Linked DNA regions of Homo sapiens: region 1 is linked to region 2. Evidence: read pairs that join two places in POLR2A ChIA-PET (ENCODE). Cell type or tissue: PC-9. All regions are shown on one strand. Each heading gives the region's core, and the rest is flanking DNA. Links, peaks and the distances in the headings are about the cores only.

Region 1 (12,300 bases), core at 2,688-10,687, 63 kb after region 2:
AAAGATATTATAAGAAAATCACAGTACAATATTTCCTATGAATATGATGTCTAAATCCTCAACAAAATACTAGCCAGTCGAATCCAGCAGCTTATTAAAAAGACTGTAGACTATGAAATGTATTATGCAGGGCCTTTTAGAGGACTAGAATCAATAGGATGTGGGTATATGTAGAAACAAATATTTATTTTTAAGGAATTTACTCACATAATTGTGAATCTAGCAAGTTCAAAATCTGCCCAATAGGCCCACCAGCTGGAGACTCGAGGTTAACATAACTTTGCAGCTCCAGTCCAAAGACATTCTGGAAGAAAAATTTCTTCTTCCTCATAAAATCTCAACCTTTTTTCTCTTATGGCCTTTACTTTATTAGGTGAGGCCCACACCATTATGGAAGGTAATCTTTACTCAAGTTTCTGATTTAAATATTATCTCAAGTAAAAAATACCTTCACATTAGCATCTATACCAGTGTTTGATCAAACATCTGGATACCATGACCTAGCCAAATCGACACCAAAAATTATTCACCATGATGACTAAGTGGGATTCAGCCTAGGAATGCAAGGATAGTTCAATACACAAAATGATCAGTCATTATAATATGAAATATTAATAGAATGAAGAAAAAGGATACCATCATCTCAACTGAGGCAAAAGTCATTTGACAAAATCTCACACCCCTACATGATAAAAAATACTTTAAAAATAAGAATAGAAAGAATCTTTCTCAACCTAATGAAGGGCATCTACTCAAAAATGTACAGCTAACATTATAATTAAGGGTGAAAGACCAAAAGCTTTCCCTCCTAATATCTGCAACTAGAGAATTTCTCCTCTTGCTCTTTCTATTGAACATTGCATGGAAATAATTCTAACCGGGCAAGAAAAAGAAATAGAAGACATCCAAATTGGAAAGAAAGAAGTAAAACTATCTCATTTTACAGATGATGAATTACTTATAAGAACAACTAACTTATACACAGTAAAAAACTATTAGAGGAAAGAAATGAGTTCAGCATACTTAAGAGAAACAAGAGTGACATGTAAAAGTTGTATTTCTAATCACTAGCAATGAACACTTTAAAAATAAAATTATAAAAATAAAATTATAAAATTAAAATAGCATCAAGATTAAAAAATACTTAAAAATGAATTTTTAAGCAGCTAAAATACTATTACACTGAAGACTATGAAACATTGATGAAAGAAAAAATAAGTAAAACCTAAGTAAATGGAAAGTTATCCATGTTCATAGGTTGAAAGATGGCAATATTCCCCAAGTTTATTTACTATCAAAATTCCAACAATTTATTGATGAAGAAATTGACTAACTCTTCCTAAAATTCACATGGAATTTCAAGGGACCTGAAATAACCAAATGATCTAGAAAAAACAATTTTGAGGACTCAAACCCATAGGTATAAATCTTTGTGACTTTGGGTTAGGAAATGGTTTCTTAAATAAGACAGCAAACATGCAAGCAAGTAAAGAAAAAAAAAGATAAATTGAACTTCATCAAAACTAAAAATTTATACATCAAAAGACACAATTAGGCAAGTGAAAAGGCAACTCACAGAATGGAAAAAAATGTTGGCAAATAAGTATCTTATAAGAGTCTAGTACCCAGAATATAAAAAGAACTGTTACAACTTAACAACAAAAAGACAAACACCTCAATTTTAAAGTGGCAAAGGACTTGAATATAAATGTTTCCAAAGAAGATGTACAAATAGCTGATTAAACTCCTGAAAGGATGCTAATCTTCACTAGCCATTAGTAAGATTCAAATTAAAATCACAACCAGATATTGCCTAACAGCCACAAGAGTGGCTGCAAAAAATATAAAATAATAAATGTTGGCAAGAATGTGATGAAATTGGAACACTCATATGTTTCTGGCGGGAAAGTAAAATGGTACAGTTTCTGTGGACAACAGTTTGGTAGTTCCTCAAAAAGTTAAATACAGAATTATCATATGACAAAGCAGATTCACTTCTAAGAGAATTGAAAACAAATGTTGAAACAAAAACCTGTACATGAACATTTATAGCAACATCATTCCTAGTAGTCAAAAAGTAGAAGGAATCTCCATGTCTGTTAACTGATGAAAGAATAAATAAGATGTAGTGTAGCCATACAATGGCTACATCATAAATGAATGAAGTACTGATACATGCTAAATGAACCATGAAAATGTTTTGCTAAGTAAAAGAACCCAGACACAAAATGGCACATATTATATGATTTCATTTATACGAGATGTTCAGAATAGACAAATCCATAAAAATAGAAAACATATTGGTGGTTTCCATGTACTGGGAGAGAGGGAAATAGGGAGGAATTGCTCAATGGGTATAGGGTTTCTTTTTGGGGTGATGAAAATATTCTAAAATTAGGTAATGGTGGTGATTATACAACATTGTGCATGTGCCAAAAGCACTAAACTGTACATTTCAAAATGGTTAGAATGGTGAAATTCTGTGAATTTTACCTGCATTTAAAAATTAATACATTGGTTGAAATGCATTGACTGGAAGAGCCAATTAACATATAGAGAAGATTTACAAATAAGATGCCTTGACTTAGTGAATATGAAAGTTTATTTATATGCTATATTAAATTTGTTAATTATATAAATGATATTAATTAGACAATATGAAGATGGTATAGAAATAGACAAATGTATCAATGACACACAAATAGACCCATGAAATAATGGGTTCTTGGTGCCCAATAGCAAAGGCATTACAAATCACACAAAGAGGAATTCCTTTATTAAACAGTGCTTGGGACAATCGGCTTTCCATAATGGAAACAATAAATTTGCAGCAATAACACCATACCTCAAAATTAGTTCCAGGTGTGTTACAGAAGACTAAATATCAAGAGAAAACACTTTTAAAGTCTTTGAAGAATATCTTCATAAAGTAAGAGCCAGAATTCTTAAATGAGACCCCAGAAGCAATAATAAGGGAAAAAGTCTCATTAAAAGAGCACAACACGTTATACCATAAATAGTTTAAAACTAAGCTTCAGACTTGTAGACTGAAGCTTAAGCTCTTAAGGGTTTAAAGCTCTAAAAATTTACCCAAGACAGAACAAAAATGAGCAACGTGGAGATTTCAGTCTCGCTAATTTAGCAGAGAAATGCTAATTAAATTATAGGAACTTTAATTTCTTAACTGTGAGATTGAAAATATTAACAAGTGTGACTATTAAGTCAGAATTCTTTCAACTTAATAGAAAATTAAAAGAAAATCGACTTAACAGCTGGAAAGGAAATGTCTTATAGAATTGGAAGTTTCAAGATAGTCCAAGCTTCAACTTCTTGATCTATTGGTTGTGGCTCCATTTTTCTCTGGTTTCCTCATTTGTATGTTGCTTTCATCTTAAGGCTGTCTCTCATACATTAGCTTGAACTACACACTGTATTTTCTTTAAGTCATTCTTCCTACTAACTTATTCATCTCACAACATCACGAGATCATTTCTATTACTGTACTTATTTCGCAGATGAGGGGCCTGATGTACCAAGAGGTTAACCATGCCTAAGGTTACTCAGCACGCAAGAGGCAGTTAGTTGTATTGCAGAACCCACACCCTTAAATGCCGTGGTGCATTGCATTTATAATTGATTAAAACTTAATAGAGCATTTTTCACATGACAAACACTGCCAGGAATCTGGGAGTCAATGCTTACCTAACCACAAGCCCTGCCCTTGTGCAACTTAACAAAATGGGGAGGAGGCCAAAAAGTGAAATCGTAATTAAAATACACTGTGATATGTGCTAAAGTCATAAAACAACAGAAAATATAACAGCTTCCTGGTAGAGAAACTAACTCACTCTTCGGTGACTGGCAATGCTTCCTGAATGAAAGAAACATCTACTTGACCTCCTCACAGTCTCCCTTTCTATAGTGCAAGCTCGACTAGACAGTTTTGACAATAGTGATATTAAGGCTCTGCTTGGTGCCATGCAATCTGCATTTGGGGTGCCAGCTAGCCACAGGACTCATCTGGAAAAAAACAACGGCCCAACCCTGAGAACTTTGGGATTCACGGGAAATTACAGTTCCCCTGATGATGCAGGACCGGTAAGACCCCAAAGTTCTTGACTTCCCCCAGGAAACAATTCAAGGGCTAGTGAGTGGTGTTAAACAGAAACTTTTATTGAAGCGGCAGTGTACAGGAGCAGCAGCGGTACTGCTCTTTACAAAGCAGGGCTACCCGCTAGGCAGGGTGCCCAGAATAGCAGCTCACAGAGAGTACAGCAGTCATATTTATACCCACTTTTAATTACATGCAAATTAAGGGATGATTTATGTAGAAATTTCTAGGGAAAGGGTGGTAACTTCTGGGTGTTGCTGTGGTAATGGTAAAGTGACATGGCACACTCGTGCGCATGTCTTATGGAAAGGTGCTTCTGCCCCAGCCTTGTTTTATCTAGTCCTCAATTTGGTCTCGTGTCCAGGGCCCATCTGGAGTTAACTCCCACGCCCTACCTCGCTATCACAAGAAGGAAAAAAGCTTACTTCCAGGGAAGCTGAGCTTTATTGCAGCCCTCCAAGTAAGACACCCAATCCTGCTCAAACAGCTCCTCCTTCTAGCTGTCTAATTATCGAATCAACTAAATTTAGTCTAATTGAACACTTCTAGGCAATTCTGCTTAATGTTTCACAGTGAATTGTATTTTGTGAGGTTTCACTTCAAACTTTACTTATTCTTGTGTCAAATTTTAATCTACAAAATTAGGAATATAGACTTTAATATGGTAACTCTACTACATCTCTCCAATAGCACTCACAAGAAATTGCTCTTCTGAATAATTCAAGAGGCTCTACTCTGGGGAATGCCCCATGCACTGCCCACTTTGTGGTTTTCCTGCTGTGTATTATTTGCTCAGTGTTTTCCAGGGTCTACTGAAGGAATTTAGTGGCCGCAAATATTCAGACAAGCAATACATATTTATCAGCAAACTAAGAAATAAAAATTCTCAGCAAGAGGAAAAGAGGAAATATTAATAATAACTTCCAGAAAAATACCAGAAACCATCAACCAGAAACAGTGCAATTTTTATATGGATGGAATATAAAATTCCTCAAGGGAAGGGATGGGTGTTATTCATCTTTGGGATGTCAGAAGTTGACCAGGTGCCTGCAGTAAAATAGATTTCTAATAAATTTTGGAGGCATAAATTAAATTAATTGGATAATTTTTTATTTATGCTATGAATTCAGAATTGGAAACATTTGCATAATATTTTAGATAGCATGTCCTAGGAATCACTGTCTACATTAATCCTGTTAACAAATAGCCTGAACAAGATTGCTGAAATATTACACTGGGGCAAGAGAAGGATGTAGTAAAGAGGACACAGATTTAAAACTGGGTAACTGTGTGATATCCTGGGTCCACTCCTTCTTGTTATGTTCAAACCCAGGAGAGGCACGACTGGCAGAGCCATCCAAACCAGGTTCTCCATGTGGACAGTCTGAGTATGGTTATACCTTGTGACCCAAGCCAAAACCAATGCTTAGCCAAAAAAGTGGAGCCAGGGAAATTCTAGGTAAGTTTGAAGGAAAGAAAAAATATTTTGGAGGAACTGTCCAATGATGGGAGCAAATGAACATCATTTTAGTATTAAGTTGAACTGAAAAAGACTACAGCCTTTTTATCAGTATTATTCTGTATCTATTTTGGAATCACAGAGAGTTGTTTGAACACACTTGACTTCAGACAAGTTGTCCCATTTCCTCAGTTTCTACCATGTGCAAAATGGGCTGATTACAGCCATTCTTCTGTAGGTGGTTGGGAAGATTAAATGCAATGAGATGCATATGTAAAAAATGCTTGGCTGACCATAAGTTATTGTAAAATATAATTCATTAGTTAAGGCCTGTAGCATTTCAGACCACTTTCTGCTACTATCAGTGGATATGACTTACTCCTTTGTTAGAGAGATTTTTAGTGTGAGTTTTCTTTCATTCCCAAATCCCATTTTCTGTAACTATGAGATATTTTTGTTTTTACCACTATTTTCAATTATAATGTGGATACCTGTTGTCATCTTTTTATAATGAAATTTTACTGGTCTACTTATGCAGTAAAGTCTATTTGATATTTTCCATTCACAGATCTTGTTCTAAGTTTGGGACATTTTTACACACTGAGGTTTACACTATGCTTTCATAGGGTGTTTGAAGTCATATTAATATTACCTGCAGTCATTTATGATTACTTTTAAAAAGGAAGGCGATTTGGCAGTTAACAAGGGACATTGGTGAAGAAAACTTTCTACACTGCTCAAAGAGGCTGAGTCAGTATCTGTGGCCCTTTTTCACCATAGATGTTTCGGTTTGTTTGAAAAAGTAGTTTGTATTAGCACAGTCCTCAGAAAAAAACTACAGTTTGTGGCAGACACTGCTATTGACTACAATGCTCCCTTCTTTACCAATAGGACCAGGATTTCACTCATCAACTGGCCTAGATTAAGGAGAAAGAAATCTACATTTCTGAACCTGGTAACGTCTGAGCATACTCATGGAAGAAAGAGCTGGCCTATGAGCGTGAGTCATTCAACAAATATTTCTGAGTTTTTACAGTGTGCTAGATACTCTTTACATGCTGAATGAGACAGCAAAACTAAGACTGCTCAGGATAATTGAGAAATTATCGCTTTCTTCCTGTAGGCATCCCCTGCTTTTCACTAACACTTTTTTCTTCTTGTTGGAAGGGTGGATATTATGGCTGGAGCTGCAGCAGCCATCATGCCAACATGAGGGAAAAGCTGATGGAATTGTGGAGACTTTGGCCTTGTGATTCAGCCCTGGATGAGTTGTCTCCACATTACTTATCATATAAGAGAAAAACCAATCTATATCTTTTGTTGAAAGCCATGATTATGTAGGTTTTATATATATATATATATATATATATATATATACAATTTTTTATTTTTAGAGGCTTTCCAGCAAAAAAAAAAAAAAAAACAGAAAGACCACTAAGCAAATTCTAAAAGAGCTGTAACACTAATGTAGGTATTATTTTTAATAAGCAGAACAAAAAATTCTGAAACTGATTTCTGTTTCTTTCACATACTTTTAGGAGCCTTTTATTTACATTGAATAAACATTGTGCCCTCCCTGCCTTATAATAATAACTGAGATGCAGGAAATTTGAAAAAGCCCATGTCTTTGAAAAGCAGGATAAAATATACATTAAGGAATAACAAAACAGAGATTTAGAAAAGAATTCCAGAGTATTTTATAATATACTTGTTGTATAAGTGAGTGCATTGAGACTCATAGGGATTGGATAACTTCAAATCAAACTGCCTCTTGGCAGCAGAACATAATGTAATTCAGTTTTGGTGACACCTACTTCAGTGCTATTTTCAAAAATCCACACAAACAACCTGAATTACAAAGAAAACGGCAAAAAGGAATTCAACTTATAAGTCTATGCCCTTTAGAATAAGTTTCGAGCATGCTATTTCTAAATAGTTATTTTGCTATTATTATGTGTTTCATTGTGCAAACAATTTGGAAAACACTGTAATAGATTTAACAGGTTTGCTTCCTTAAGACTCTTCAGAGCCCCCAATTTATGAAAGTACACAATAAATCTTGAAAAGAGAAATAGTGTACAGAATTTCTCAACTTATTTAGATTGTGGAACCTGTTTTACTTGGAGCATTTTAAGGAACTGGTGTTCTGAAGAATATACTCTAAAAAACATAAGAAGTTATTAATTAACTCAAACTGTTTGTGAAATAATTTAATATTTATATATGGCAAATAATACTAGAAGGTATCATTCCATGAATACTCTAAAAATTATAACAAAGTTCTTTATGATATTCAAGAAAACTTAAGTACTAAAAAAATTTTTTTAATCTAAATATTCTGGCCTGGTGCAATAGCTCACACCTGTAATCCCAGCAATTTGGGAGGCCGAGGTGGGTGGATCACTTGAGGCCAGACGTTCTAGACTGGCCTGGCTAACATGGTGAAATCCTGACTTTACCAAAAACACTTATATTTGTACCTAAATATATATATATATTTGTACTTAAATATATATATATTTTAAGTACAAAACCTACTTGAACAAAAAGGTTATGAAAATTTGAAATTTTCAAAAGAGAAAATGTGACTATTTCATTTTATACATGCTATATTACTATTTACTATTTCATAACATGGCCAAATACTTAGAAATGTTTAACTCACAATGTAATATAAAATACATCAATTTATATTACATTATATTAATGTTAAAATTTGAAAAGCCAGATAGATTTTAAAAACTCAAATTTTTACTAATTAATAATTTTGTTTCAGGACAAGGCAAAAAAAGCACAGAAGCATATTTTTACTGTGATGATTTTTATTTAACGCTCTACAACATTTTGTTATTTACTATGCAGTAGCCAATATATGATGATGTTAGTTCTCTATTTCTCAATGTGACATTAGAAGAATGTGTCTTATTTTAAGAACACTTAGCATGGTGGCAAAGTATTTTATGACTTCGCCACCATCATGTTGAATTTAGGTTTATTAAATGTCAGAAAAGCACAAGCCTTTTAAAAAAAAAAAAAGTGTGTTGAGTGTTTAGGTTTAAGGACTTCTTGTCCTGGGGCCCATAGACTCACTAACATGTCTCCATAAGATTCAAGAGTCTCCTGAAAGTGTATTTAAGGTTTTCTGGGATATGACATGGTTCTGGGAAGCTTTCATCATTGCCTAAAAAGGTAGAGACCAAGCAAGGGTTAGAAACCATTTACATGATTTACACAAGCAAAGATATAAATTCTGGCCTGGCACGTTGGCTCACGCCTGTAATTCCAGCACTTGGGAGGCCTAGATGGGTGGATCGCTTGAGGCCAGGAGTTCAAAACCAGCCTGGGCAACACGGTGCAACCCATCTCTACTAAAAATACAAAAATTACGCAGGCTTGGTGGTGTGCACCTGTAGTCCCAGCTACTCGGGAGGCTGAGGCACAAGAATCACTGGAACCCAGGAGGCGGAGGTTGCAGTGAGCCGAGATTGCACCGCTGTGCTCCAGCCTGGGCAACAGAGCAAGATTCTGTCTAAAAACAAAAAAAGTAAATTCAAAATACATAAGTGAACTTTCCTTTTGGTAGAAATGCCCTGCTCCCAAGAGAACATACCACATAACAATAAGAAAAAATATAGATATGTATATGTGTAGATGTGTATACAAACACAAGTTGCATAACAGAAATAACTTCCTTGATATGGCCTAGCACTGATATTGAGGCCAACACACTAATACACTAATACAAATTTTTGTTTCTGCAGTCTTCACCAAAACGTTTTCTTTTAGACATTGGTGTCTAACATCTTTTAGATATTGTAAGCTTTTCCCAAGATTTTGTACAAAAGAAAGAGACATTTAAACGTTAATTTGCAAAGTGAATGCTCAGCTGGCAATAAGACTTGGTCTTCAAGATAGTGACCTCTTGCGCATTAAAGAAAGAGTTATATCATGTCTAATATTCGTTAAAATCAAAAGTCATATTTTTTCAGTGTTCTGCAACAACCAAATTCAACAGGGTGTCTTTCACTTGTTACTGAAACTAAAAATTCAAATAACTAATGAACTCCTTTCTTTCAATAAAATTCTAATTCTTTATAGTAGAGATTCTAATGCCAAATAGTAAAGATTGTCTACAAACTCATAGGAAGTTTTTTAATTGGAGTTTGCTCAACAGCTGGTGGGGTTCTCCACTTATTGTCTTTATGCTAAAACTCAGATATTGGATCTACAAGATGAACTTAATCCAAGCATGGTAATTATTTGAGGCAGCTTGGCTGTTGTCCCAAGTCATGGTCCTACGTGACAATATGTATATGGCCACTGGCCATCAAAAACAGGCCAGGTAGGAGAAAAATCGGGCACAGGTCATGTCTCCTCTAGAACAAAGAGATTCCAAAATACCCTGATGAAGCCTTCACAGTGTTCCCAGTCTGTTCAATTTTGATTTTCACTTAGTAAATCACATACAGATTAACTCTCAGATTAAACTTGACTAATTTCAGTCTCCACTGATATTACAATGTCAGGAGCAGATTCAGAAAATATTGTCTGTGCAAATTTCTATTTGGGAGATTTTCTAAGGAGCTCAATTGAGAAAGCAAATTAAGTTGTAAGTAAAACATGTTAGAATAGGTCTGTACGTAAAATATGTATTTTTAATTACCAACTGCATGATTCTTTTTTTTTTTGCCCCATCTTTCAACTTTGTTTATTTTTATTTATTTATTTATTTATTTATTTTACTTTAAGTTCCAGGATACAGGTGCAGAACGTGCAGGTTTGTTACATAGGTATACATGTTCCATGGTGGTTTGCTGCACCCATCAACCCATCATCTAGGTTTTAAGCCCCGCATGCATTAGGTGGTATTTGTCCTAATGCTCTCTCCCTCCCCTTGCCCCCCGCCCCCCGACAGGCCCTGGTGTGTGATGTTCCCCTCCCTGTGTCCATGTGTTCTCATTGTTCAACTCCCACTTATGAGTGAGAACATGCGGTGTTTGGTTTTCTATTCCTTTGTTAGGTTGCTGAGGATGATGGTTTCCAGCTTCATCCATGTCCCTGCAAAGGACATGATTTCATTCATTTTTATGGCTGCAACTGCATGATTCTTTAACCCAGTGGATCTTCTTACACCTAAACAACTCTAGAGAATACTAAGATAACTTTCCAGAATAATGAAAAGGCTCCATCCCCGCCTTGCCTAATCCTGGCCACCTGGGGCTATTGAGCACTGGAATGGGGTTAGAGTAACTGAGAAACTGGACTTTAGTTTGATTTACTTTAAATTAACTCAATTTAAATAGGCACATGTGGTCAGTGATTACTGTATTGAACATCTTGGCTCTAAAGAATCAGTTGTAAAAGTACAACATTGTATTTAGTCCAGTCATTTACTTATTAAGATCACCCTGATTTATTAAGTGCAATAACATGGAAATGGGGTTAGGGGCTGAGGTCTTTTTCCCTTCTCTGCATCCTCTAGTGGTGTCTGGAAATAGATTGACCTGAGCTCCATTCTCTGGTTTCCTGCATAGTGTAGAGCCTGGGTTAAATCTACTTTTCAACAGACAGCAGGTTTTAACATGAAAACCATTTCACAGATACTTTATTCTGTGGAAAACAGTTAAATTGTCATTTGGAAGTCATCCTCAAAAAGCAGCAAGCTAATATAAAGACACCTGGTAGAATAAACAAGACAAACATCTCAGCTAGCCCAGCACACCGAGAAAGGGGTGGGAGGTGTGTGCCCAGTGTCAGGGACGAGCTCACGGTCTCCAGTGCTTGGCTGACCAGCTCAAGACCACCAGTCACAGCCTGGTGGGAAATGAGGGGCCTATGATCCCAGTCTGATCCAGGCAGTTCACACCAAATGTGTGGAAATACTGAATGCAAATTTGGAATATCAATGGCAAATAAACTTTGATGTGGCCAGAAGCTATCAAGTATAGTACTCAAGTTATTTTAGTTCAGAAATTCTAACATGTGAAATGAAGAGAAAATTTATGTTCATCGTAGGTACCATGACAGGGTGTCAAACTACCAAGACCAAACTTTGCAGCCATTATATGTGGATCTTCATCAGCTGGACTCAATGGCAAATGATACACATCCAAAAACTGTTTCTGTCTTCCTCCTACTTTTAAAATCCTTTATTTTCTCTTCCATTAACAGACTCATGTTTTCCTTAACTCTGAGATAACAAGATAAGTTTTCAAAGCTCAGTTTATTCTAAAGTACCCATGAAGAAAAGGATGCTGTTGTTTCTTTTTTTCTTTTCTTTCTTTTTTCTTTATTTTCCTTTTCTTTCCTTTTCTTTCTTCCTTTCTTCCTTTTTCTCTTTTTCTTTCTCTCTTTTCTTCCTTCCTTCCTTTCTTTTTTATATATTTCTTTATTTCTTTCTTTTCTTCACAAGGAATTACAGCTGAGGAGATTTGAGCTATATTGACTTAGATAAAAACAGCTAACAGTTATTTTAAGAGTTACCTCAATCCTTTTACTCCTTCAACAATTTTAAGATTTTTGTTCATCTCTGAGTTTTATTCTGAAAATAACACTTATTTTTAAAATATTTTATATTTTTATTTAAATTATATCTTTTATTTAAATTTTATACATGTATGTGAAAATAACTGCAACTGCACATGAATAGATAAACACTCAGAAATCCATCGGCACACCCTTAATGAGTAGCTCATATGCTTCAGTTTAAGATATTCAGTTGCAGAGACAA
Region 2 (12,300 bases), core at 2,271-10,270:
GGGATTACATTTCCACATGAGATTTGGGCAGGGCAAATATCCAAACTTGATCACCTGCCTAACGAACATTAAAGATAAGTCCCAAAAGCTTCAAAGTGTTTCCAAGTAACCTAAGGAATTCCAGAACAAAGCTCAATAATATTTAAGAAAATACAAAAACGTTCAGCACCAGAAAGGTAAAATTCTCAATGCCCGACATTCAATCAAGTGTTTCCAGGAAGGAGAGAGGAAATATACATGAGTATTTAAGCCATTTTGAGAAGAAAAACTAATCAATTTAAGCCAGTTCAGAACTATCACAGATGTTAGAGTGATCAGACAAGGACATCAAAACAGTTGTAACTGCAGTCTCTGGGCAAACTAGAAAAACCATTAAACAAGTAGAAGAATGGAAAATATTTTAAAAATCAAACTGCTAAAGATAAAAATTAACATGTCTATGAAGTAAAATACAATGATGGAATTAATGGCATATGAGATATTGTAGGAAAAAAGATTTGTGAACTTGACAACATAGCAAGAGAAAATACTTAAAATGCAACAAAGAAAAAAATAATTTCAGAAATAAATAAATAGACCATCAACAAGCCGTGGATCAACTTCAAAATGACCTAATATGTGTGTATCTGGAATCTTCAAGAAAGAAGGGACAGAAAAATTATTTGAATTAATAATGGCCAAAATTTCCAAATTTGATGAAAACTGTAAGCTCACTTATTCAAAAAGATCAATGAACCTCAAGCAAAAGAAATATAAATAAATCACATCAAGAATGTTTTAAACGAATTGCTTAGAATGAGAATACAAAACTCCTAAAGGCAAAGAAAAAAATCCCACATTATATACGGAAGAACAAAGATAAAATGAGAGCAGATTTATCATCAGAAAAAAATGCAAGAAGACAGTGAAGTGATATATGTAAAATATTGAAAGAAAAGCACTGTCAATCTAAAATTATTTGGCCAACAAAAATAACTTTTAAAAGCAAATGTAAAATAAAGTCTTTCTCAGATATACAAAAGCTGAAAAAAAAAAATCATCCCTAGCCATCCCAAACTACAAGAAATACTAAAAGAAGATCTGTAGGCATGAAAAATAATAACAGGTGAGAATCTACATGTAGATTCCAAATAATGAAAGGTAAATATATAATATGTTCTTATTTAAATATCATAAATAATTAACTGTTTAAACAAAACTTTAAAAAAGAAACCTGAGCCAGGTGCAGTGGCTCACGCCTGCAATCCTAGCATTTTGGGAGGCTGAGGGGGGCGGATTGCCTGACCTCAGGAGTTCGAGACCAGCCCGGGCAACATGGTGAATCCCCGTCTCTACTAAAATACAAAAAATTAGCTGAGCATGGCAGCATGCACCTGTAGTCCCAGCTGCTCAGGAGGCTGAGGCAGGAGAATTGCTTGAACCCAGAGGTGGAGGTTGCAGTGAGCTGAGATTGCACCACTGCACTCCAGCCTGGTGACAGAGCAAGACTCCATCTCCAGAATAAATAAATAAATAAATAAATAAATAAATAAATAAATAAATAAAATAAACCTGAACAAAATACTAGCAAACCAATTCAAAATCTAGCAACATATTAAAAGGATTATACATCATGACCAAGTGAGTTTTATTACATGAATGCAAGTTTGTTCCAACATACAAAAAGTAATCAATGTATACACTATATTAACAGGATAAAGGGGAAAAAGAAACTCACAATCATCTCAATAGATGCAGAAAGAACATTTGATAATATCCAACAACCTTTCATAATAACAACACTCACAAACTAGGATTAGGAGTGAACTTCTTCAACCTAATGAAGCACATGTGTGAAAAACCCATGAAAACATCATACTTAATGGTGAAACACTGAGAACTTTCCTCTAAGATCAGGACTAAAAGTCTAATCTCTTAGGATGTCTACTCTTGCCACTTCTGTTCAATGCTGTACTAGAGTTTCCAGCATGGGCAATTAGGCAAGACAAAGAAATAAAAGGATTCCACACACACAGATTGAAAAAAATAAAATTATCACTATTTGCAGATGACATAATCTTTTCTATAGAAAACCTTAAAGGATCCACACATAGCCCCTTCATACACACACACAAAATCTATTAGAGAGAGAAAACAAGTTCAGCAAAGTTGCAAGATAAACAAATATATGAAAACCAATTTCTATATACTAGCAATAAATAATCTAAAATTAAAATTAAGAAAAAAATCATTTTAAAATAACACCCAAAATAATAAAATAGTTATGACTAAATGCAACCAAAAAAAGTGTAAGACTTGTACACTGCAAACTGCTAAACATGTTGAAAGAAACCAAAGAAAACCTAATAATATGGAGAGGCATACTAATTTCATGGACAGAAAGACATAATACTATTAAAATTGGAATATCCTCAATTTGATCTACAGATTCAGTATGTAATCCCTATCAAAATTCCAAATGTGATTTTTGCAGAGATGGAGAAATCAATTCTAAAATTCATTTTGAAACACTAGTTATCTTGAATATCCAAAACTGTCTTGAAAAAAATAACAAAGTTGGAGAACTGAGATTTCCCAATTTTGAAACATACTCCAAACCTAAAATAATTAGGACACTGTGGTACTGGCATAAGGATAGACATATAGATTAATCAAATAGATTGAGAGTACAGAATAAACCCAAACATATATGGTAAACTGATTTTTGACAAGGATGGCAAGGAAATTCAATAGGAAAAAAATAGTCTTATCAACAAATGGAGACAACACTGGACGTATCGACATGCAAAAGAATGAATTGAACCCTAAATCACACCAGATGCAAAAATCATCTCAAAATAAATCAAAGACTTAAATATGAGCTAAACTCTTAGAAGGAAACAGGTATAAAACTGTGTGACCTTAGATTAGGCAATAGCTTCTTATATACAACATAAAATGCACACACCAACAAGCAAACGAAAAAGAGAGAGATTTCCTCAAAGCTAAAAACTTTCACTTCAAAGAACACCATTAATAAAGGGAAAAGACAATCCACAGAATGGGGGAAAATAACTGTAAATCATATAGCTGATAAGAGTCTAGTATCTAGAATACATAAAGAATTCTTACAATGTAATATTTGTTTTAAAAAACAAAAACCCAGTTAAATATGGGCCACAGATTTGAATAGCCATTTCTTCAAAGAAGATATACAAATGGCCAAAAACTCATAAAAACATGTGCAGCATCATTCGTGATTAGGGAATTGCAAATCAAAATCATAATGAGATACAATTTCATACCCAGTAAGATGACTATAACAATTATTTTAATGAAAATAAAAAATGTTGGTCAGGCACAGTGGCTCATGCTGCCAGCACTTTGGGAGACTAAGTCAGGCGGATCTCTTGAGGTCAAGTGTTCGAGACCAGCCTGGCCAACATGGCAAAACCTCATCTCTACTAAAAATACAAAAATTAGCTGGGCATGGGCTGAGCTGGGTACAGTAGTCCCAGCTCAGGAGGCTGAGGCAGGAGAATTGCTTGAACCCAGGAGGTGGAGGTGGCAGGGAGCCGAGATCGCACCACTGCGCTCCAGCCTGGTGACAGAGCAAGACTCCATCTCAAAAAAAAAAAAAAAAAAAAAAAAATGTGTTGGCTGAGCATGTGGAGAAATTGGAAACTTCAAACGTTGCTGGTAGGAATATAAAATGGTGCAGTCACAGTCACAGTGGCAAACAGTTGTGGAAAACAGTTTGGCAGTTTCTCCAAAAGATAAACATGGAAATTATTATATTACCCAGCAATTATTGATCTGTTGTATGAAAAGTTGTGATTATTTAACTCAAAAAGTCTTTTCCAGATTGATATTATTACAGGAAAATTAGATCAGTTATTACATGCCGTACTCCCAGCCCATAGTAAGTGGTCAATGTATATTTCCCCTGTGATGAACATGCTTAGAAAAAAGTGAACTCTGATAGGGGTTAGATGAGTTAGGCAGAGGAGTTGCTCAACTCTGCATTGACATCCTGATCAAACTTATAGGGCAGGTGGTCCTAGATGTAGGATTGAGGAAAGGAGAATAAGTAACTGGAAACTGGAGAAGGAGTAACTGAAAAATAATGAGTAACTTTTTTATGGAGTAAAAAAAAAAAGTTTGAAGTTAGATCTAGATCATGTAACTGGATTTTAGTTTATCTATACAGTGGTAGCAATTTTTCTATCTGCCTCATAATATTGGTGAGGGGGAAAGGTGGTAAAATTTTTAATGTATACATAGAAAAGTGGAAGAAGAGCAGCCGTGGGGTTGAGCTTCTCCTCCTCACATGTTACCCCTGCCTGTTGATGCTTTAACTCAGGCTCCTGTCCTACGGAAGTTTGCTACAAATCCGAGGAGAGCTTTCTACATTGTGTACGGTAGAGCAATTTGGAGCCATGGTCCAAACTTCCAGTGCAGAGAATTAGAAATGGATGTCTTTCCAGTCATCTGTGGGCAGCAGTCACACAGAGAAACCAAGAGCACAGAGGCGTGGGAGGCTTGAGTGTGGCCCAAACACCAGGTGAGAAGGGAAGAGGTCTTCAGGTGTTTGGATCTTTTGTTCACAGATTTACTTCATTTCCAGGACTTCCGAGTTGATGATTGCTTCCACAGCTCCTCCTTACCCACCTTAGACATCCTGTTTCTTGTATTCTGTCTCCTAATATTTCCTCTCCACCTTCCCACTCATTTATTGTCCCTCATAGAACAGCATTTAGTAGCATTTCCTATTTGCCTGGTGATGCATCCATGAGTTTGAGAAGGGGCAGTGTGTGCCTGTGTGCAGAGGGGAGAAAGTCAGCGCGGGGGCTGCAGGGGGCAGGTCGGAGGGCTTGCCTGAGAGGACCGCACCAAAAAGAGATGAGGAGTGCAGGGGAAGGCATGTGGAGGCCTATCCTTCATCTTGATGTTCAAGCAAATAATGTAATCTTAGCTCACTAGTAACAAGGGAATCTCCAAGGGTCTTCACACTCTTTGGCTTCTCTCCCTCTCCTCCTTTCCTCACCTCTTTCTTCCCTTCCCACAGTGTTGGTCTTCCCCTACAATTCTCTCCTATTTCCACACTTGGCCCCTCCCCCTTTACCTGAACCTTTTACCTTTTCATCTCCCAGGGTTGGATCATTACCCTGCAGTTTCCCCTGGAATGTCGACACCATAGACCACTCACTGGCCTAACAGCCCCCCCAGGCAATTTTTGTTTGTTTGTTTATTAAAACTGAACATTACTTTTAAAATAAAAAAAATTACTAACAGTGGATTATGTATGTGAAAGCTAACAATGCTAAATAGTGGCTCCCCACTTTAGTAGGGACAGAAGGTCTCCCCATCACCCCTATCAAGACCCCTATTCTCTTCTTATAAAAAGCTCATATCTACATTCTGCATGGCTTGCCTAGTCCTTGTTAGCATGTGAGCTTGTAGCTCCTGGTCCAGATCCTCATCATGCTGGAAAAGTTGGGGACCCAGGGCCCATGCAGCCAGATCTTGGCCCAAGGGGACCCTTACTGACAGCAAAGAACTTAGTCAAGCCCCAAGAGCATGGACTGTAACTCAGGAGGCCTGGTCTCCAAAGCTGCACCCTGTTTGAAATGTGTAAAGGGCAATTCATATGACCTTTCTTAGCTGGGCAATGAGGAGGGGACATCTGAGGTTTTCAAGAAGGGCTCCTCCAACCCCTAGGGTGCCACAATTTCTGCCATAACTTAAATGAAGCATGTAAGGAAAAGAACGAAGGAGAGCAGAGGTCAGCAATGCAGGATGTGGTTAAAAATAAATAAATAAAAGATTTTATTGTAAGAACAATGAGAACCACTGGAATGTGTTAGGCAGAGAGTAATGTGATCCAATTTCCAGCTTTAAAAGCCTAGTGGGTTGTAAAGAAACACAGGTCCAAAAAAAAAAAAAAAAAAAAAAACAGAAAACAAAAAACAAAAACAAACAAAAAAAAGGAGACTAGTCAGGGAGCTGTTGCAGTTGTCCAGGAGAGAGCACTGGACTGTGAGTCAGAAGACTGTATGGGGGTGTCAGGTGGTGGTCTGGACAAGGTGTTCATAGAAAATTTGATGATAAATGGAAAAGACAAAATCAACAGAACATACCAATAGATAAGATGTGGGGAAGAGAAAAGAATAATCCATAAGGACACGTAGATATGTGTTCCGAGCACCAGGGTTGAGAGTGGTGCATTTTACAGAGTTTAGAAGGGAGCACAGATTTGTGAAACCAAGTTGAGTCTGGGGAGCAATGCGTAGCTCAATATTGCTGAAATAGACCATACAAGGGATTGGGAAATGGGGCAGAAAATGAAGGAAGAGATAGGTTATAGAAGGTATGGTACATCTGGATTTTATCTCGAAAGTGTCTTGACACCCCCCATACCTTCTTTTTCTCATAGAAATGTTGGCATGACATTTAGAATGTTCTCTCTGGCAATGGTGGGGAGTTTAGATTATAGGCGAAAAAGCTAAAGGGAAGAAGACAAATGAAGAGGCTGGAGCAAGTCAGAGGATGACTAAATCCTCCCCGCTAGCTACTTCCCTGAAATAAAATTACCCATTCCCTGACATCAGCATTCTTTCTGCCAATTCCCTTCATTTTGAATGCAAATTCCAAAACGTGCTTTCAGCTAGGGATAATTATCTAATTATCTATTATCCGGGGTGTATCGTTTCATTTTCCCCTCTTCCTCCCCCTTTATTCAGTGTGTGGCTTTTGGCGGGCTTGAGAAAGATATGACTCAATTGCCTGTCAGCACAGCTTGGGTGAGGAAAGAACATCATGGAAAAAAAGGAATCGAGCTTGTCTAGGGAGCAGAGAGGTAATTGATTACTAATTACTGAAACATTATGTCTGAAGGAGGCAAGGCACAAGCCTATTTTCCAAGGCTCCAGGTAATTAGCAAACATATTTAAGATACTCGCGATGGCTCCAGGGGAGAAACATCTGAGAAGGAGGTTTCTTCGCCTCCTTATAAGGTCCATTTATGGCTTTTGCGTGATGAGCTTCACACTCCCAAGCATGAAGGAGGGAATTGGGGTTGGGACCAAGGGCTTCCTTCAATATTGCCATCCAAAGGCAGGTATTCCAGAGTCAGCCCCTAGGGTTATCTAATGGCAAGGGTAAGAAAAAAGCAGCAAGGAAAGGAAGTTAAATAACTGAGCTCTTCACTTTCAAAAAAATGTTGAGGGTAATCTTTCAAAAACACAAGTCTAATCATGCCACTCCTCTGCCTGAAAGTCTCCAGTGACTTCCCTTTGTCTGAAGAGTTCTAGATTCTCAATGTTGCTTACATGGCACTCAGCCTCCTGTCCCATTGCTCCTGGAGAAAGACTGGCTGAGGATGATGTGTGGGCCACCTGTCTTGCAGTGCTCCCCGAGGACCATTCTTCCTCTCAAACCTGAATGTGTGCATCAGCCGTTTCTTATGACAAGCACTGTCTCCTCTTTTACTGTCAATTCTTCCTCACCCTCTTTGTAGCTCAAATGTCCCTCTTCCAGCAAGGTTTCCCTATACCCTAATTGTTGTGAAGTTCAGCCCCCCTTTTTTTAATGAACTCTATTTTTTAGAACAGTTTTAGATGCAAAGGAAAAATGCAAAGATGGTACACGGTGTCCTCATATTTTCCATACTCAATTTTTTCTATTATTAACACTTTACATTTGTATGGCATGTTTGTTACAATTAATGAATCCATGGTGATATACGTTTATGAACTAAAGTCTACCATTTATTCAGATTTTCTTAGTTTTCACCAGATGTTATTTTTCTCTTCCAAGATCCCATCCAGGATACCTATTACGTTAGGCACAATGTCTGTTTTTAGGTCCCTTGTGGCTATGACAGCTTCTCAGAGGTTCCTTGTTTTCGATGACCTTGACAGTTTCGAGGGGTCAGGTATTATATTGTATAATTCTCCTCTGTTGGAATTTGTCTGATGTTCTTCTCATGATTAGAATGGGGTAATGAGCTTGTCAGAGGAAGACCACGCAGGTAAAGTGCCATTTGCATCACATCACATCAAGGGTACATACAATCAATAGAATGCATGACTGTTAATGTTGACCTTGGTCACCTGGCTAATGTAGTGGATTTTGTTTGTTTGTTTTAGTAGAGACAGGGTCTCGCTATGTTGCCCAGGCTGGTTTCAAACTCCTGTGCTCAAGCAATCCTCCTGCCTCAGCCTCCTCAGTCACTGGAATTACAGTCATGAGCCACTGTGCCAAGCTCCTAACATAGTGTTTATCATGTTTCTCCACTGCAAAGTTTCTCTTTTTCCCCTCTTTTCATGCTCATTCCTTTTGATTTAAAAAGGAAATCATTATGCACGGGGCACACTTAGGAGTGGAGTGTTATGCACCATCTCATTGAATGTAGAGTAAATACATAAATTACTTGGGACTTTCCTGGATGGACATTTATTTCTTCTCTCTACTCATTTATTTATGCAATTATTTATTTATATCAGTATATCAATACTGATATATATTTATTTTATTCATTAACTTATGGTCCAATACTGCTTCATTTATTTTGTTGCTCAAATTGTTCAAGCATTGGCAACTGGAAAGTTTTTTTTAGTTAACTTCTGTGTCCCATTGACATACCCCATTATGGGACATTTGCTTGCTTGCTTGTTTTTCTTTGAGCACTTCCCCACTTTCCAGTGCTAAAGGATAGATTCCACAGGCTCAATCTGTAAGACAGACTTCCTGTCTTAGTCCTAACACCAGCCACTTCTCCAAGAACCTCTATTTTCTTACATTAGAAAAAGATGTTAGAAACAAAAGGTAGGCATGTTTGTTGCCACTGGGATGCAGTTATATCTAGGCTTCTTGGTTGAAATAGCAAGAAAATAGATGAGTACATACTAGCCCGTGTATAGACACATATCTGTGAATATTTCTATATGTATCGTCTTTGACTATATCCTGAACATGAGTTCATACTGCTATCTCCAATTCTTAATTACCACAAAGATCATTCTAGCCTCCTCCATATGTTTATCTATAAACTCTCACTTTAACAGTAAGAAATCTGGCTCACATCTTCCACTATCCACTCATTTAACTGTTCCTTTCCAGTATACACGGATAGCAGTATCAGAGTGTTAACCCATATTCCTGTGGAAATCAACATTTTCAATAAAGTATAGTTCTTGTTGCATTTCTTTTCCTGTAGTCTAACATACTCTATTCATTTCCAAAGTTAATTAAGTCGGCAGCTTTTTCATTACCTCTTTCTATAAGGTTGATTAATACATTTGTAATGAAGTTACATTGTTTTGTCATATTCTGAATTTCATTCTGGAATCCCTCAATCTCTTAGAATTTTACTATTTTGACTGTAAAGGTCAATGGACTCATAGAATCCACCATCACAGTATCATAAATGATAGTTTTCCATCCTAAAATATCTGTTCTGCTTCACCTACTTAGCCTTCTTTACTCCCTGAACCCCTAGAAAGCACTGATCTTCTCATTGTTGCTACTGTTTTACATTTTCCAGAATGTTACATATTTGTTGTCATATTGTGTAATCTTTCAAACTGGCTTCTTTCATTTAAACACACATCTACTATTTATCCTTATCTTTTTGGTTTGATAGCTTATTTATTTTTACTGCTGAATAATATTCCGTTGTATAGATGTACCACAGTTTATTTATGTATTCACTTATTGAAAGACATCTTGGTTTCTTCCAAGTTTGGGCAATTATGAATATACCTACTATAAACATCTGTGTGCAGATTTTTGTGTAGAAATAAGTCGTTAAATCCACTCAGCAAATATCAAGGGTTGTAATTGCTGCATTATATGGTAAGAATATAGTTAGCTTTGTAAGAAATAATCAAACTGTCTTCCAAACTGACTGTATCATTTTGGATTCTCAACAGCAATGAATGAGAGTTGTATTATTCCACATTCTCACCAGCAATCAGTATGTCATTTGTTTTGTTGTTGTTTAATTTTAACCCTTCTAATATATGTGTGATGGTATCTCATTTATTGTTTTAAATTTCAATTTCCTAGTAACAATTGATGTTGAACATTTTTTCATGTGCTCATTTGCAATCCTTGTATCTTCTTCAGTGAGATGTCTGTTCAGATCTTTGGTTCACTTTTTAATTAGCTTGTTTGTTTTCTTATTGCTAAATTTTAAGAGTCCTTTCTATATTTTGGAGACAGGCCCTTAAAGCCAACTGGGCCTGTTTTTTTTTCTTTTGAAGTTTATTAATTATTGATTAAATTTATTTTGTGTGTATAAACCAATTCAGATTATTTTATTTCTTCTTTTGTGAGTTTTGGTAGTATGTATCTTTCAAAGAATTGGACTATTTAATTTGTCAAATTTGTGGGCACAGTTTTTCAAAGCACTCCTTTATTTTATTTATTTATTTTTTTCATAAGATCAGTAATGATGATCCTTACTTTATTTCTGATGTTGGTGATTTTGTATTCTCTCTTAGGTTAAGTTAGTCTAGCTAGAGATCTATTAATATTATTGATCTTTGCAAAGAATAAACTTATGATTTTGTTGATCATCTCTATTATTTCCTTATTTTCATTTCATGAATTTCTGTTCTCATTTTTATTATTTATTTTGTTCTCCTTAATTTAGATTTAATTTGCTATTCTTTTCCTAGTTTCCTAAGATGGAAGCCTATATTACTGATTTTAGATGTTTCTTCTTCTATAGCATAATGCTATAAGTTTCCCTCTAAGCAATACTTTGCTGCATCCAACACACTAAAACAAATTGTACTTTTATTTTTGTCACAATATTTTAATGTATTAGTGATTTTGTCTATGTCTCTGCTGTTTTTTTGGGTTCTGCCTCACGTTTTAACATGAGCTTTCTAGTGCGTACGAATTTAGGATTGCTATGTCTTTTTTGAGGAATTTACCCCTTTATCATTACATAAGCCATTTTATATCCCCGATAATTTTTCTTTTTCTTAGGTCCTTTTTGTCCAAAATTAAAATATCTATTCCAGTTTTCTTTTTGCTAGAATTAGCATAGTATATCTTTTGCCATCTCTTTTCTTTTAACCTGAGAAATATTTAAAATGGATTTCTTGAAGACAGCGCACAGTTCGATTTTGTGGTGTTTTTTTTTTTTAATTCACTCTGAAAATCTCTGTGTTTTACTTGGTGTATTTAGATCATTCACATTTAAGGTGATTATTGAAATTGTGATAATATCCTAAGTGCTGAGATTGCAGACATGAGCCATCAAGCCTGGCCCTGCCTTCTCTGATTTTCATTGAGAATTTTATATGATTCCATTTTCTCTCGTATCTTAACATATCAGTTAGATTTTTTAAAAAGGTTTTTGTTGTTGTTGTCATAGAGTTTGCAATATACATTTAAAACTAATATAAGTTTGTTAACTAACTTTAAAAACAATATACTGATTCATGTGCAGTGAAGATAGAATTCCAGAATTTTGTTTTTGTTTCTGTTTTCTTGTTTGACTTTAAATATTTCACTCTACTTTGTCTGGCCTGCATGGTCTGATGAGATGCCCACTATAATTCTTATCCTTTTTCCTCTCTTGCTAAGGTTTCCCCCACCTTACCCCTGGCTTCTTTCAATTTGTTTAATGCTTTGTTTTATGTAATTTGAATATGATGTTTCCAATATTTAGGGGGTTTTTGTTTGCTTTTCTTTTTAGTGTTCTGTAAGCTTCTTCTATCTCTGCTTTTGTTTATGTCATTGATTTTGAAAAATTGTCAACCATTTTTACTTTAAATACTTTTTCTATTCCATTCCATCTTTCTATACCTCCTGATATTCCCATTAATTGTGCATTGCACTTTTAAAAATTATTTTACTTTTTATGAGTACTCTATTTGGTTTTTCCTTTCTTTTTTATGCTTACATTTCTGTTTGGGAAATTCCTATTGACATATATTCAAGAGTATTAATTCTTTTGTTGGCCTTATCCAGTCTACTGAAGAACCCTTCAAAGGCATTCTTTATTTCTGTTACACTGTTCTAATTTCTAGGATTTTCTATTTTTGTTTGTTAATTTGTTTTTGTTTTTGAAACAGGATCTCACTCTGTCACCCAGGCTGGAGTGCAGTGGCATGATCTCGGATCACTGCAACCTCCACCTCCTGGGCTCAAGTGACCCTCCTGCCTCAGCCTCCTGAGTAGCTGGGACTACAGGTGCAAGCCGCCACACCTGGCTAATTTTTGTATTTCTTGTAGAGACCGGGTTTTGCAATGTTTCCTAGGCTGGTCTCAAACACTTGGGCTCAAGTGATCTGCCTGCCC

Evidence for each region. ChIA-PET counts read pairs that join two places held together with the same protein. Peaks named below come from ENCODE experiments on the same cell type or tissue, not always from the same donor. Only the 100,000 strongest peaks of a DNase experiment are listed, where the experiment ranks them.
Region 1: POLR2A ChIA-PET joins it to region 2 with 18 read pairs; 2 of 35 experiments call an interaction of 5 or more read pairs at or near these places.

Annotation. Positions count from the first base shown.
Region 1 is chr7:46,965,816-46,978,115 of GRCh38, forward strand. LOC105375267 (a long non-coding RNA gene) reads left to right here and starts at 3,847. Exons shown (of 3, transcript XR_927248.3): 1 at 3,847-4,098; 2 at 6,462-6,570; 3 at 6,738-7,642. In PC-9, for the core only: no CTCF peak of the experiment used is centred there; DNase peaks (open chromatin) are centred at 3,676 and 6,616; H3K27ac peaks cover 2,465 bases.
Region 2 is chr7:46,903,199-46,915,498 of GRCh38, forward strand. The region is part of intron 1 of LOC124901626 (a long non-coding RNA gene); the gene reads right to left. Among named protein-coding and RNA genes, the nearest start is that of SNORD151, 560 kb to the right of the region's middle. In PC-9, for the core only: no CTCF peak of the experiment used is centred there; a DNase peak (open chromatin) is centred at 5,793.